3 separate regions of the Homo sapiens genome follow, and all the other regions are linked to region 1. Evidence: read pairs that join two places in POLR2A ChIA-PET (ENCODE). Cell type or tissue: GM12878. All regions are shown on one strand. Each heading gives the region's core, and the rest is flanking DNA. Links, peaks and the distances in the headings are about the cores only.

Evidence for each region. ChIA-PET counts read pairs that join two places held together with the same protein. Peaks named below come from ENCODE experiments on the same cell type or tissue, not always from the same donor. Only the 100,000 strongest peaks of a DNase experiment are listed, where the experiment ranks them.
Region 2: POLR2A ChIA-PET joins it to region 1 with 5 read pairs; 2 of 35 experiments call an interaction of 5 or more read pairs at or near these places.
Region 3: POLR2A ChIA-PET joins it to region 1 with 6 read pairs; 1 of 35 experiments calls an interaction of 5 or more read pairs at or near these places.

The regions. Positions count from the first base shown.
Region 1 is chr1:51,441,209-51,447,314 of GRCh38, forward strand. EPS15 (epidermal growth factor receptor pathway substrate 15) reads right to left here. Exons shown (of 25, transcript NM_001981.3): 10 at 5,752-5,897; 11 at 3,681-3,837. Among named protein-coding and RNA genes, the nearest start is that of EPS15-AS1, 74 kb to the right of the region's middle. In GM12878, for the core only: no CTCF peak of the experiment used is centred there; a DNase peak (open chromatin) is centred at 3,124; H3K27ac peaks cover 1,974 bases.
Region 2 is chr1:51,811,015-51,815,014 of GRCh38, forward strand. It overlaps NRDC (nardilysin convertase), which reads right to left. Exons shown (of 31, transcript NM_001101662.2): 12 at 3,679-3,799; 13 at 3,537-3,595; 14 at 3,021-3,075; 15 at 980-1,084. Among named protein-coding and RNA genes, the nearest start is that of MIR761, 23 kb to the right of the region's middle. In GM12878, for the core only: no CTCF peak of the experiment used is centred there; no DNase peak of the experiment used is centred there.
Region 3 is chr1:51,266,432-51,270,431 of GRCh38, forward strand. It overlaps RNF11 (ring finger protein 11), which reads left to right. Exons shown (of 3, transcript NM_014372.5): 2 at 3,525-3,694. Among named protein-coding and RNA genes, the nearest start is that of RNF11, 32 kb to the left of the region's middle. In GM12878, for the core only: no CTCF peak of the experiment used is centred there; DNase peaks (open chromatin) are centred at 1,750 and 2,210; H3K4me3 peaks cover 1,121 bases; H3K27ac peaks cover 2,449 bases.

The DNA of each region.
Region 1 (6,106 bases), core at 1,031-5,030:
TGACATCAGTCTACAAACTGTGATATTTTATAAATGTAAGCTATTGTTATAATTAACTCTTCAACAGAATATGCTCTTAAAAGATGTGGCCTCCCATTGAGTTGTTTCTACCTTGGCTCAATGTCCTCTGTAAACTATCACTGATGCCCCAGATAGCTAGCTGAAGTCAGAGCGAAAAGATAAATGCTTCCTCAAACATTTCATCTACACCCAATGCTACAACCAGATTAACAAATAACAGGATAATTACCATCTGGAAATGTTAAAACTGAGGCCTGAACATTTAAAAACTAAGATATACTGCTGACTTTATATAACAGAACATAAGACTTTGTGTTAATACTTATGTTGTTGTATAGTTAATTTACGTCAACAACTTGCACAACAGAAGAAACCTAAAAGCACACAATATCCCATCTCCTCATATTTATATACTCATTTACAATTCACTAAGCACTTTAAATTCCACTAGTTAATTCTCAAAACTAATCTGAAAAGTGGGTAGTAGGTAGGGCAGATATTGTTATTAACCCCATCTTAGAACTGAAGAAACAGATTAAATAACTTGCTCAAAGTTGAACCCAGCCAATACGTAGTTTAATCAAGAGTCTTCCGATTTAAGTGCTATTTCACGCAATGCCCCCAGTGGCACTTGCATATCAAGATCATTTCGGTAAATGAAATTATTACTCTAAAAGTAAATTTGATAAAACAGGTACATCAATAAAATTTGGCAAGTAATTCCTTCTGTATTTCTTTATGCCACACTGCAGTTTTAGTACTGAGCTGTTTTGACTATCAGTACCAAAACTCATCTACAAAGGTTTAATACTAATCTCAATTTTATATTAATTACAGCTTTGTATGAAATATACCTCCTATTTTCTGTGTTCCACTGATACACAAAAACTTATCAGTGTTAAATTAAATTAGATATTTTAAAGTGGATTTCTGAATGTGACAATTATTCACTAGTATTTTAACTCTATCTAAACTTGACCTATGAGCTAGGCCTGGCCAGACAGCTAAACAAAATGAAACATTAGCACTTGGTCTCACTTTTATCAGCAAGAGTAAATTACTTCACTTAAATGCTATCAGAAATTTGCTATCAGAGGTGCAAATGTACCAAAGAACTTGTGACTACCACATCTCCTCTGTCACTCTAACTCAAAAAAAGGTGACTCACATTTTATAGTCTTGCCTGTAAAAATATCATCAAATAAGAAGACAAAGTGAGACAAATTAGTTTAACCTCAAACAAGTTAGAAAGTGACACCCCAGATACTGAAAAAAGTTTAGTTAATATTTTATGTAGCATTTGAAGGGTATATGAGAAAAAATATGTAGCATGTCCCCTTCTTTCAAAATGTTTTCTCTTACCCTATTCTTGTGCATTACACAAAAATTCTACTTTGGTGATGTTAAGTGGATCAGAGAGCCTAGGGAAGGCAGACTAAAATGCACACAAGGACCAAGTGACATGTGACAAAAGCATGCTGTTTAGGAATTTTCTTTTTTTTGCTGAATAAAAAACCTCTCATTTCAAAATGTATCTTGTAAACCAAAAACCACAAAGCTAAAAAAGGCATAAAGTAAAGCTCTAACCTTGAGAGAGAGTAGAGTTAAGAAACTGACAGTACAAGAAAGGCGAAAAGCAGAGTGCTGCAGAATGGAAAAAATAGTCCAAACTAGAAAAAACACAGAAAGGAAAGCAACATTCAAAAAAGGATTAGTCAAAGCTGCAAAAAATGCAGTACTAAAAAAACCAGATTAAAGAGAAAAGAGGTTATTTGAAAGATAAAACAATGCAAGTTTTCATTTTTAAAGTTAAAATTTTGGGTTAATAGATAAGATAGCAGTGATAAATTCCCATTTCAATGAATAATACTGGTATCTGACATAAATAGACAAACGTATCTATGATCTAGTGAATGAACTTCAGACAAATCTACTAAATTAAAAACTATACCTCATGCAACTTCAAGCATCTACTAACATAGACTTCAAACTTTTAATTTGCTTCAGAAATTTCTGTCATATCTAAAATTTGTGTTGGTAGGCAATTGAATAGGTTATAAAATGAAGAAGGCAGAAAAAAAAAAAGCAGTCTGCATAGGTGAAAGAAAGCATGAAACAACACAGTATTCCATAACTGAGGTACAGTTATATAGCAAAGAGCAAAAATGCATATTCAGTAACCTTTATCCTTCTGGGTGGCATCACTTTCAGCCTTTTCCACAACTTAAGGGACTCATGTCATACATCATAAGGAATCAAAAAATTCACAAAAAGGCCCCCCCCATAACTCACAAAGCAGATAATAAAATATTTATTTTATTACAAATAAGGACAAAAACTTCTATAAGTAACTCTCCATACCTGGTAGCTATAAATTCCATTTAGCTTACCAAAAAAATCCAATTTTCTTTCTTTCTTTCTTTCTTTCTTTTTTTAAGAGACAGGGTCTTGCTCTGTTGCCCCGGCTGGAGTGTAGCAGTTGGATCTTACTTAGCTCACTGCAACCTCAAACTCCTGGGTTCAAGTGATCCTCCTGCCTCAGCCTCCCGAGTAGCTAGAACTACAGGTACACGCCAACGCACCTGGCTAATTTTTTTGTTTTTGTTTTGTAGAGACAGGGTCTTGCTATGTTGCCCAGGAACTCCTGGCCTCAAGTGATCCTCCCACCTCGGACTCACAAAATACTGGGTTTACAGGTGTGAGCCACTGTGCTTGGTCCCAATTTGGTTTTTATTAATCTTTTTAAAATGGGATTTTTAAGAACCATGTGACAAAATTAATGCAAAACCCAAAATATTCTATGATATTTTAAAGAGCTCTCCTCATACCACACATTTGACAACTCTTATTACTGTATAACAACCCTGAAAAATCTCCACAGCCATGGTTATACTTTATAGGCCATAAGAGATTTAAAAATACAAAGTATTTATTTTTAAAGGCAAATAGCCACTATGGTATGCAAGTCCTTTCAAAGGTCTATTAAAGGCCAAGATATTGCAAATGCATCATACTAGGAAGGGTTTCTACATGAGGAGAGAAAAATCAAGGCATGACTAAAACAATGAAGTTTTGAAAATTCTCACTGCTGTCCAGAAACCAAAACTAGGTAAAACCCACTTCTAGCTGTTCAAATATGAAGTTCAGTGGTATACTCAGGAACAAAAGGTCACCTACAGCAAAAACCGCACAGATACATCCTCAACATAATGTTTTCCTTGGAGGCTTTTTTGATGTAAAATTGACACCAAGCAACCATCATATGCAAGATTCTGTTTTCAAATCTGTATCATTTTATGTAAGAGTGAATCATCAAGTGAAACACAATAATTTAATTTTTATAGCTTTCCTTTTATAATCTATTCATAAAACTTAATTCACAAATCCAGGAAAGGAAAAATAAGCCCACATTTTCCAATTTTAAGACTGGAAATATAGTTGTCATGTTTAATGAATGGGGTAAACAAGCTACTGGCCAAGGATGTTATACAAGGCACTCCAGCATATTTATAGGCACAAACTAAACCACAAACAGTATACTGTTCTGCTCTTAGCCAGATACATTTTCTCTTCTATTTCATCCAAATTGAATCTGTAATTCGACATAGTATTGTTCCTTTGAAATTAATACATTCAGGTTTCCTTTTAAGCTTTCTTACCTTTTGTAAACTGGCCCTGTCTGATGGTGGAATCATTTCAGGAGTAAGAACGTGAGGAGGATCAATGCCCTTGATTAACTTCTGACTGATTAAGTGAAAAGCCAAGGCAAACTGATCCTTTGAAAGCTTCCCACAGTCCTTTGTGTCGCATAATGACCTGCACAAATAAACAAAATGAATGGTATGTAAGTGCCACAACTGCAAAAAGTCCAGAGAAAAAGTACCACTATGCAGCTTTTTTAAAATAATGAGGTGAATTTAAAAAGACAGTCACACCAACTTGCAGGTTATTAAAAACTCACTCAACTGTTCGAAGAGGTAGATCAGCTAAGATGGTAAAAAGAGAATGTTCACCCTGGTGCTGAGCAGGAGCCTCTAATCTGGGTTTACACTTTGTGTTTTCTTACCAATTTTCAGAACCACTATACAGTAAAAGTTGTGGTGGGCCAAAGAATCCTAACATTCCTTACACCCAACATTTTTAACATTAAAAGATATTAAAGATAAAATCTAAGTCTCAACAAATTTGATTCACTGGTGGCATTAGAAGGATTCTAAAACAAGCACAATTTTGATATTGCTATGCCTCCTGCAACTCTTGGAGTAGGAGGATACAAGGATCACCAAGCCAAAGCAGAATAAACAGCTGCAAATGGAAATCACATGTGAGGAAAAGGCAGCAATCTGGAAAGCTTTACACAATCACTTGAAGAGAAACTGCAAAGGTTTTACTCTACTTTCTTTTTCTGTAATTAAAAAAAAAAAAAGCTCAGCTTTCTGAAATCCTGATCTGTTTAATGCACTGAAGGCCAGTAGGGCCTGATGAAAAGACTACATAAGTAAAAAGACTACATGTCACATAGATCTTAAATTCCAGCTTTTCTACTTATTTCTTCTTATAACCTTGGCTAAGTTTTTTAACCTCTCCAAATCTTAGTTTCCTCATCTATAAAGTGGAGATGATAACACCCATCTTGCGAAATTACTATGAGAATTAAAGACAGGATATATAAAAAGCTTAGGCATAACATTAAGCCCGTGACAACTGCCATTTATTGAGTATAGTGCCTACCCTAGGCACTCAATAGTGGCAGCTACTACTAGTTATGCATATTTAATCTTTCCCAGTCTTGGGTTCTTGTTTCTTTTAAGGCAGATCTACTTACTGTCTGCCTCCCTTCTTTTCTAAGTTTCTCTTTACAACCATGTGGCCCCACTTGTGACGTTTCTGCCTCTTGAAAACCTGAAGATAACCTCTGGTATCGTTAGGTGGATTGGCGGCAGACAAACTATAAAGCATTTTCATATACATTATCTCATTTTCTGTGAAATTCATTAAAGACACTAGGGTTTGCCTTTTCAAGGACCAAGTATGTTATTCCTATGTGAAGGTATGAAAGTATACATATACACTATAAAATTATGCAGGTATGCCTTGAAGATACTGTTTTTTACATTGTTTAAATTTCAGATATCTGGATTCTCTCTGAAAATTTTAAGTTTAATTGATATAAACAGAAGCTGGATTTTAACATTCTAATAACAATTAACTGACACTGTCATTCTTTTTTTTTTTTTTTTTGAGATGGAGTTTCATTCTTGTTGCCCAGGCTGGAGTGCAATGGCGTGATCTCAGCTCACTGCAACCTCCACCTCCCAGGTTCAAGCAATTCTCCTGCCTCACCCTCCCGAGTAGCTGGAACTACAGGCGCACACCACCATGTCTGGCTAATTTTTTGTGTTTTTAGTAGAGACAGCTTTTCACCATGTTGGCCAAGCTGGTCTCAAACTCCCGACCTCAGGTGATCCACCCACCTCGGCCTCCCAAAGTGCTGGGATTACAGGCGTGAGCCACCATGCCCAGCGGATGCTGTCAATCTTATAAAGCTTCAGGTAACCCATTCTCAAGCTTTTGTCCATTAGCCAGAAGAATTCTTCAGATTCTGATTTTCTCTATAAAAAATTCTGAAACAAAAACTGTCCTATTTACAAATGACTAAAAATCAAAATGCAGAAACTGGAATTGATACAAAACCATATTTTTAAAAAATCAATTCAAATAAAGTCTTACCATATATGGGCTAGTAAGGTAGAAGGTAAACCTGTTTTCAAGAATATTTCACGGACCTCCAATCCAGACACAAATCCGTCCATATCTTTATCAGTTTTCAGGAAGATTTCATCATATTTAGCTTTTTCTGCAGGGGATACAACCCACTACAGGGAGGAAAAAAAACAGTATTTCTGCCAAAATGAAACAAACTTTGAAGTGTCACTCTTTCAATCCATTACAATATCCATCACAAATTCTGAACAATTCTACCCTACTAACTCAGAGCAACAATGTATCACTTCCATATGACATCTCAATCAAAATGCTGTGGGGAAGAGAAAATAACAGAAGAAAATACAGGTCAGTTAGGACT
Region 2 (4,000 bases), core at 1-4,000, 370 kb after region 1:
TAAGGACTAAACAGAATTTTGTGGCTTGGTTTGGAGCCCTAACTACTACTTAAACACCATTTATTTAAGTATAAAACAACAAATGGTGGTTCAGAAAAAAACACAACCAGCCACTACCAGGCACAACCATCCTAGTGACATGGCAAGAATGTGTGGTTGTTCCTTCCTCCTTTACCTTTCCCTGTCCTCTTTAAAATTAATAGTTTAGGAACGTCTATGCTAAAATATCTCAAGGAATGCCCTATAATTTCTTAATCTCAGCACTATGAACATCTTGTGTCAAATAACTATGGTAGGATCCTGCCTTCTGCATTATAGGACATTGAGCAGCATCCCTGGCTTCCACCCACTGGATCCCAGGAGCACCCCACGCCCCACCCTGAGTTGTGACAACCAAAATGTCTCCGGACAGTGATAAATATCCCCTGGAAGGCAAAAGTCACCTCTGGTTGACGCGCGCTAGCCTGTATGAAACAAAATGACTTATTCTCCACTAGTGAAGGAATGACCCTGACCGACAATGTATTGGCATGTAACATTATCCCTAAGTCATATGTTTCTAATTCGGGAACCTTACATTTTTTTAATAAATATTTTCAAAATGATTAAAAATTTAATTGTCCTGACTCTCCAACTGAATTAAAAGGTAAGCTAAACAACTACGTATTTTTCACAGGGAAACCACATAATTCTTAGGAATCACTTCATCTATTGCAGTAGATGTTTCAACATTTGAAAATTATTAAAATAGGACCTAACAAGTACTGAGTTTGATTTTCTCCTTATATTAAAACTTAATTATGTAAAAGAACCATGAGAAATTATTCACAAAACTGTTGATACTTCTGTTTAAACAAACAAAAATCCTGACTAAATATAACTAAGTTTTCTTCGTTCCCATGGTTCTTAAATACATCTTCGTACTTTCTCACCCTCCTCTTCCCCTAAAAGTAAGTTTTAGACGTATAAACCTCCTTACTTCTGGCTTGTATTCAAAAAGAAGCTGATCTCCAGTGAGAATGTCCTGCAATGGGTACAGCTGCATGTTCTCACACATGTTTTCCACATACTCAACTGGATCTGTCTGTAAAGAGGTAAATTATTTCACACCAGAACTTCTCCATTATTATATTTGATTTACCACAACATACAAATACTTTCTCCCTTTCTTATTAACAATAAAACCAAAAGCTTCTGAACAGATACAACGAGATATAATTGCAGCTTAAGAATCTGATGCTCAGTAGGCTGGACATAGTGGCTCACGCCTGTAATCCCAGCATTTGGGAGACAGAGGTGGTTAGATTACTTGAGACCAGCCTGGGCAACATGGCGAAACCCTGTCTTTACAAAAAATGCAAAAATAAGCCAGGTGTGGCAGTACACGCCTGTAGTGTCAGCTCCTTGGGGAGCTGAGGTGGGAGGGATGCTTGAGCCCAGGAGGTTGAAGCTGCAGTGAGCTGAGATCGTGCCACCATACTCCAGCATGGGCAACAAAGCAAGACCCTATCTCCAAAAAAAAAAAATTCTAAGAAAATATAGCCATAGCTACTCCCTTAGGGAGCTTAAACTCATACCCTTCATGCATCACTCTGAGCCCTATAACCCATTAGGTTCTAGTCATATCACAGCCTCTTCATGAGAGCAATTACCACACTGGACTATGAATGCCTGTTTACCAGTCAAGTGCCCCACATGATTATGTGAGCAATAAAGACAGGCAACCTATCACTACAGCACTATCGTCTAAACACTATTTGTAAGCATGAATCAAATCAATGTAGAAATCAAAATGTGTTGGGCCGGGCACAGTGGCTCATGCCTGTAGTTCCAGCTATTTGGGAGGCTGAGGCAGGAGAATAGCTTGAACCTGGGAGGCGGAGGTTGCAGTGAGCCAAGATCATGCCACCGCACTCCTGCCCAGATGACAGAGCAAGACTCTGTCTCAAAAAAAAAAAAAAAAAAAAAAAATCAAAATGTGTTGACTGGGCATGGTGGCTCATGCCTGTGATCCTACCACTTTGGGAGGCCAATGAGGGAGGATAACTTGAGCCCAGTTTGAGGTAAGCCTGGGCAACACAGCAAGACCCTGTCTCTAATTAAAATTTTAAAAAAATTAAAATGTGACTGTCAGATAAAAGTCTTGCGATAAGAAGTTATATTAATAAAAATATTATTTTAATTTAAAACTGAAAGAATGACCACTTGTTCACTGATACATGAAATGGAAATATTTTTCCAGAGGAACGTAGTCAATTCAAGTATTTACCGAGCACCCAGATACACAGACTCTTAAAACTGACAGGTCCTTCAGATACCAAGTGGTTCCAGTCCCATGTTTTACAATGAGGAAACATAGTCGGATTTTTCCTGACTAGATGGCTAGATGGCTTGCCTAAGGTCACACAGTGAGTAAACGACAGGCAGAGCGGACATCAGAACTCTGACCTCATAACATATCCCATACGCTTCCCAAAACACCACACTGCCCAGTCCTTTACTAGATGCCTGGGCTCAAGCAACCTGCCTGCTCGACCTCCCAAAATGCTTGGATTACAGGCATGAGCCACAGTGCCCAGCCTGTGAGCCTATTTCAATCAAGGAAAATGCTCTCCTTCCCCTGAATTCCAAAGCACAATGTTTCTAACATTATACATGGTAAATATAAATTACCTTATAGAATGTCTTCACAATATTTGAATTCCCAAAATATTAAATACCATAACAAGTCTCCATGAATGTTTATTGAAGGGATAGATGGATGACTATGTAGATAAATGATTACCACACAACATCATCTGTGTCATCTGCTTAATCCTCTCACTGCCTTATCTTACTCAATATAAATACTCAAAAACCCAATAGTTAATTTTCAGATAGCTTCAAGGCCACCTGGAGACTCACATGACACAGAATGACAGAATTAAAACTCCACCGACACTTTCAAAAAGAGGAACAATGTCTACACCAGCTTCAACTCAGTCACAGATAACATGCAAAAAGAATTTGACTTCCAGTACCTGTTCTTGGTAATGAAATTCATTATCCTCAATTTTCCGAATCTCTTCAAAAATTCTGTGAAGGAGAAAACTATAATTAGAAGATACATTAAAATTTCTGCCTACTTGAGGGAGAAGGGCGGGAGGAGGGAGAGGATCAGAAAAGGTAACTATTGGGTAGTAGGCTTAGTACCTGGGTGACAAAATAATCTGTACAACAAACCACCGTGACACAAGTTTACCTACATAACAAACCTGCACATATACCCCTGAACCTAGAATAAAAGTTTAAAAAATTCTCAATAGAAGCATCAACAATAAAAGAGAAGCGTGAAAATAAAGGGACTGCCCACATATGTGTAAAGCCTTAGTATACAATCACATGTAGAGGGATAAGGATATGGAGTCAATAAAGGAAATAGAGCAGAAAATGCCTGAAAAACCATCAAGGCAAGACTAAAGCATGTCTACCGGCAGCCTGAAGCCTCAAATATACCAGGACTGGCTCCTGGCCTCATTCCAGGAAGTGTTTATTACCTTTTTTCTGGGCCTAGCTTCTGCAGCATTTTTAAATACTGAAAGACAGTGTAAGCAACCTGAAAACAAAACATCCAATTAGTCTTTTGCATAAAGTGATATCTACGTAAAAGGAAAAAACAACTGAATTTGAATTATTTACCTCATAAAAATGTTCATAACCCTCATCAGTCAATGTAATAGAAATGCTGAACACTGAATAAGTAGAATTTTGCTCAAATCCTGTCTCACCATTTCCACCAAACAGTGCAAGAGCCCAGCATCTACAGGTGGGGAAAAAATTAACCCAATCAATGTTCCTGGATTGACAGTCTACAGACATTCAAATTAACAAAATATAGAGGCTTTCTATGTAAAATGTGGAAATCTCAGCCTTTGAATGTAAACATATACTTTCCAACAGTAAATCTAAAAGTGCAAATTTTAAAAGCACAAAGCCTCCCAAGGAATTGTGGTACATTTAG
Region 3 (4,000 bases), core at 1-4,000, 180 kb before region 1:
TTTCTTTTTCTTATTGTTATTTAATCCAAATCATTAGCAGTTTTTCTTTTTTCTTTTTCTTTCACTTTGTCACCCAGTCTGGAGTGTAGTGGTGTGATCTCGTCTCACTGTAGCTCAACCTCCTGGGCTCAAGCGATCCTGCTGCCTCAGTCCCCGAGGTAGCTGGGACTACAGGTGTACATCACCACTTCTGGCTAATTTTTGTATCTTTTATAGAGACGGGGTTTCACCATGTTGCCCAGGCTGGTCTCAAACTCCTGAGCTCAAGCTATCCGCCTGTCTTGGCCTTCCAAACTGCAAGGATTACAGGCGTGAGCCACTGTGCCAGGCGCATTAGCAATTTTTCATAGCATATCTACAAAGTTCTAATATGTATATAATGTATATTACAAGAACATAAGTGCTTTGATTTAGGTTATTCAGTTATATAATTATGTTGAGTCCCAACTGTGTGCCAGATACCGTGCTGAGTAGGTAGTAAACATTGGTAAGCAAAACAGACATAGCCCCTGCCCTTATCAGACTACCCACATAGCCCGGACACAGTGGCTCTCACCTGTAATCTCAGCACTTTGGGAGGCCAAGGCTAGAGGATCGCTTGAGGCCAGGAGTTTGGTCAGCCTGGTCAGCGAGACACTGTTTCTACCAAAACAAAAAAATTGCTGGGCATGGTGTTGTGTACCTGTAATCCCAGCTACTGGGGAGGCTGCAGTGGGAGGATTACTTGAGCCTAGAAGTTGGAGGTTGCAGTGAGATGTGTTTGTATACCTTTTGTCATTAGGTCCATATTTAGGCCCTGAAATAGGCTAATCAAAATATTTATTTATTTTTCATTTGTTTTCAGCTGGGGACGAAACACAGTAGCTTTGCAAATATAAAGTGGGAGCACAACCTAGCACTGGCGTTGGAGGTCCTCAAAACAGTCCCCAGGTTTGGTGATTCAATAGGAGGGCTCTTAGGACTTAGTATATAATCTTACTCACATCTATGATTTGTTACAGCAAAGAATCAAAGCAAAATCAGCTAAGGGGAAAGGTGCTTTGGTCTAAAGGGAACTAAGCACAAGCTTCCAAGAGTTATCTCCTAGTGGAGTCACACAGGACATGCTTAATTCCTTCAACATATATGAAAGGTTTTCTGCCAGAGAAGCTCATTTGGAGACTCAGTGCCCCAGGTACTGATTAGGCACCCACTGCCTAGCATATGACAAAATTCCTGATTCTCAGAGGGGAAGCAGGTGTTGAACATAAACCATATAGTGTTCGCAGATAGGGAATGGTGGGAACCACCCCCAAATCCATATCTTTTTTTGTTGTTAAGATGGAGTCTCTCTCTGTTGCCCAGGCTAGAGTACAGTGGCAAGATCTTGGCTCACTGCAACCTCTGCCTCCCGGGTTAAAGCAGTTCTCTTGCCTCAGCTTACTGAGTAGCTGGGATTACAGGCGTGCACCACCACGCCCAGCTAATTTTAGTATTTTTAGTAGAGATGGTGTTTTACCATGTTGGCCAGGCTGGTCTCGAACTCCTGACCTCAGGTGATACGCCTGCCTCGGCCTTTCAAAGTTCTGGGATTACACGCATGAGCTACCATGCCCAGCCATCACATCTTTTAAAATTGTTGTTTTTATACCCCTGTCTAATCTTCTACTCACTCAGTGTCTGTTAGCCAACAATTGAATCAGGATTCCATTTTGCTGCCTAGAAAATCAGTGGCTGTCTAGTTATGAAACAATTGATAACTCAGATATCAAGCCATTTTAAAACAAGTATCATGGGAATTAAAATTTAAAATTAGGCATGTGTGGTAAGAAGGGTGAGGCCACATTCATCTTTAAAATATCAGGAGGTCTTAGTCATTTCCTTTCCTCTATGGTTTTCTGAACCATGTAAACTGAAATTAGATTGTTCAATCATTTTAAATATCTAAAAGATATAGAGAGGGTTCCTTTGTTTTAACAAAAAAATACCAAAGGAGAAAATACACTCATAACGTGAATTAAAATATAGTTTTTATTTTCTTCTTTAATGTTTATTAATGTTTCCCCGTAAAGTAGAACTTTCCTTTTCTGTTCTGCTTTCTGTGTTCTCTACACGTATGTGAACCACAAGACTGAAGAAATCTAGCCTCTGAAAAACCCATAGTTGGAGTTTATTTTCTCTAAAACAATTTAGTTATTTTTGTTTGTTAGGTTCAAGGATTTAAGAGACCCTTTATATTATCTTAGTCTTAAACCAATTTGTTCCCAGTTTGCGTGTGGATGACAGCTCATCAAAACTGGTCAACTAGGACTGAGGCTAAGATTCAGGAAGGTAATTTAGACTGGAAATGGTAATTCAAGGGTTGAAGAACTCAGAGCTGGCAGAGATCACAACAGAGTCCAAGAGTTTGTAGTATTCAAAGAGAAGCCAGAAAGCCAGGACCAAAGCCAAGGACAGTAGCACTTAGCTTAAAGTCTGCAAAGCAGAGAATCATGATGGGGAGAATCATGACGTTGGGGAGATGTTAGAATAATTTACAAATATTGGCATTTACAAAGCTCTTAGTTATCTCATGATTATATCAACTCTTTAAAGTGGGTACTGTTATCTGCTTTATTCAAAGACATTAAGAGACTTGGTCCAAGCAATCACAGTAAGTAGCCGAGCTGAGACTGAAATCTTATAATTTAATTCTTCAGACTGAAAATCTCATCTTCTGAGATAGTAGTGTTTTTCAGACTGCTCTGTTGATTCTGAGGATTCTGCAAAGGTAACCAAGGTGAGGGCTTGGGGATGGGGAGCCTCATCCCTTCTAGGCCACACTCCATCCCAGCTTCATTCCATCAGAGTTGCTCAGTTTTAAATATTATTATAGGCCAGGCACCATGGCTCAACCCTGTGGCCCCACTACTCAGGAGGCTGAGGTTGGAGGATTGCTTGAGCCCAGGGGGTTGAGTTTACAGTAAGTTGTGTTTGTGCCACTGCACTTAAGCCTGGGCAACAGAGGGAGACCCTATCTCAAAAAAAGGTGGGGGTTATACACACGATTCCTTTGAATTGTTTTGTTGTGTAAAAAATCAGTTGGATTAGGAGCAGCAGAATTCTAATTTCAGTATTGTCAATTAGTGACTGTAGGCAAGCTTGGTCCTATGAAATGGGAAAGTTAGTCTTAGATAACTTTTAGATTTATTTTTGCCATAGTCCAGTCCATTTAAAAAGTTTTAAAAATTATTTTTAGAGATGAGGTCTTGCTATGTTGTCCAGGCTGGTCTCTTATCATGTGGAAATAGTTCATTTAACATTCCATGCCAGTTCAGTGAAGTCTGTGTTTATATCCTTTAGGCAGAATGAGAATGTTTTGGTGTGTGTATGTTTTATTCTAGTAGCTGAAGTTAAGGCAGGGTGAAACACAGTCATACAGCCAAACACTAGCCCAGCTTCCTACCCCTCCCAGGGCTCCCTTTCCCTTCTATCTCTGACCAAAAAATAAGCCCTCGAAAGGTTTTTAAAAAATAATCTTTTTCCTCTATATTTTAATATTTTAGGAACAAGTTCCAGTTCCAGTCTACCACCCAACACCTAGCCAGACTCGGCTAGCAACTCAGCTGACTGAAGAGGAACAAATTAGGATAGCTCAAAGAATAGGTCTTATACAACATCTGCCTAAAGGAGTTTATGACCCTGGAAGAGATGGATCAGAAAAAAAGATCCGGGAGTAAGTTTTAATTAATTTGTACATTTCAAAGTTTTATTTTCAGATTGCTTTTGAAAAATTTGCCTTTTCTCCTGCACTTTAGAAAGTCAGACATTTAATATATTGAAACACTTCGCTTAATGCAAGAGAATGTTTAATTTTTTTTCATAGCTCTATTACTGGCTACTAGCAAGAGAATGTTATGTAGTAATTAAGAATTTTCACAGGCCGAGCACAGTGGCTTATGCCTGTAATCCCAGCACTTTGGGAGGCTGAGGTCGGGGGATCACTTGAGGCCAGGAGTTCGAGACCAACCTGGCCAACATG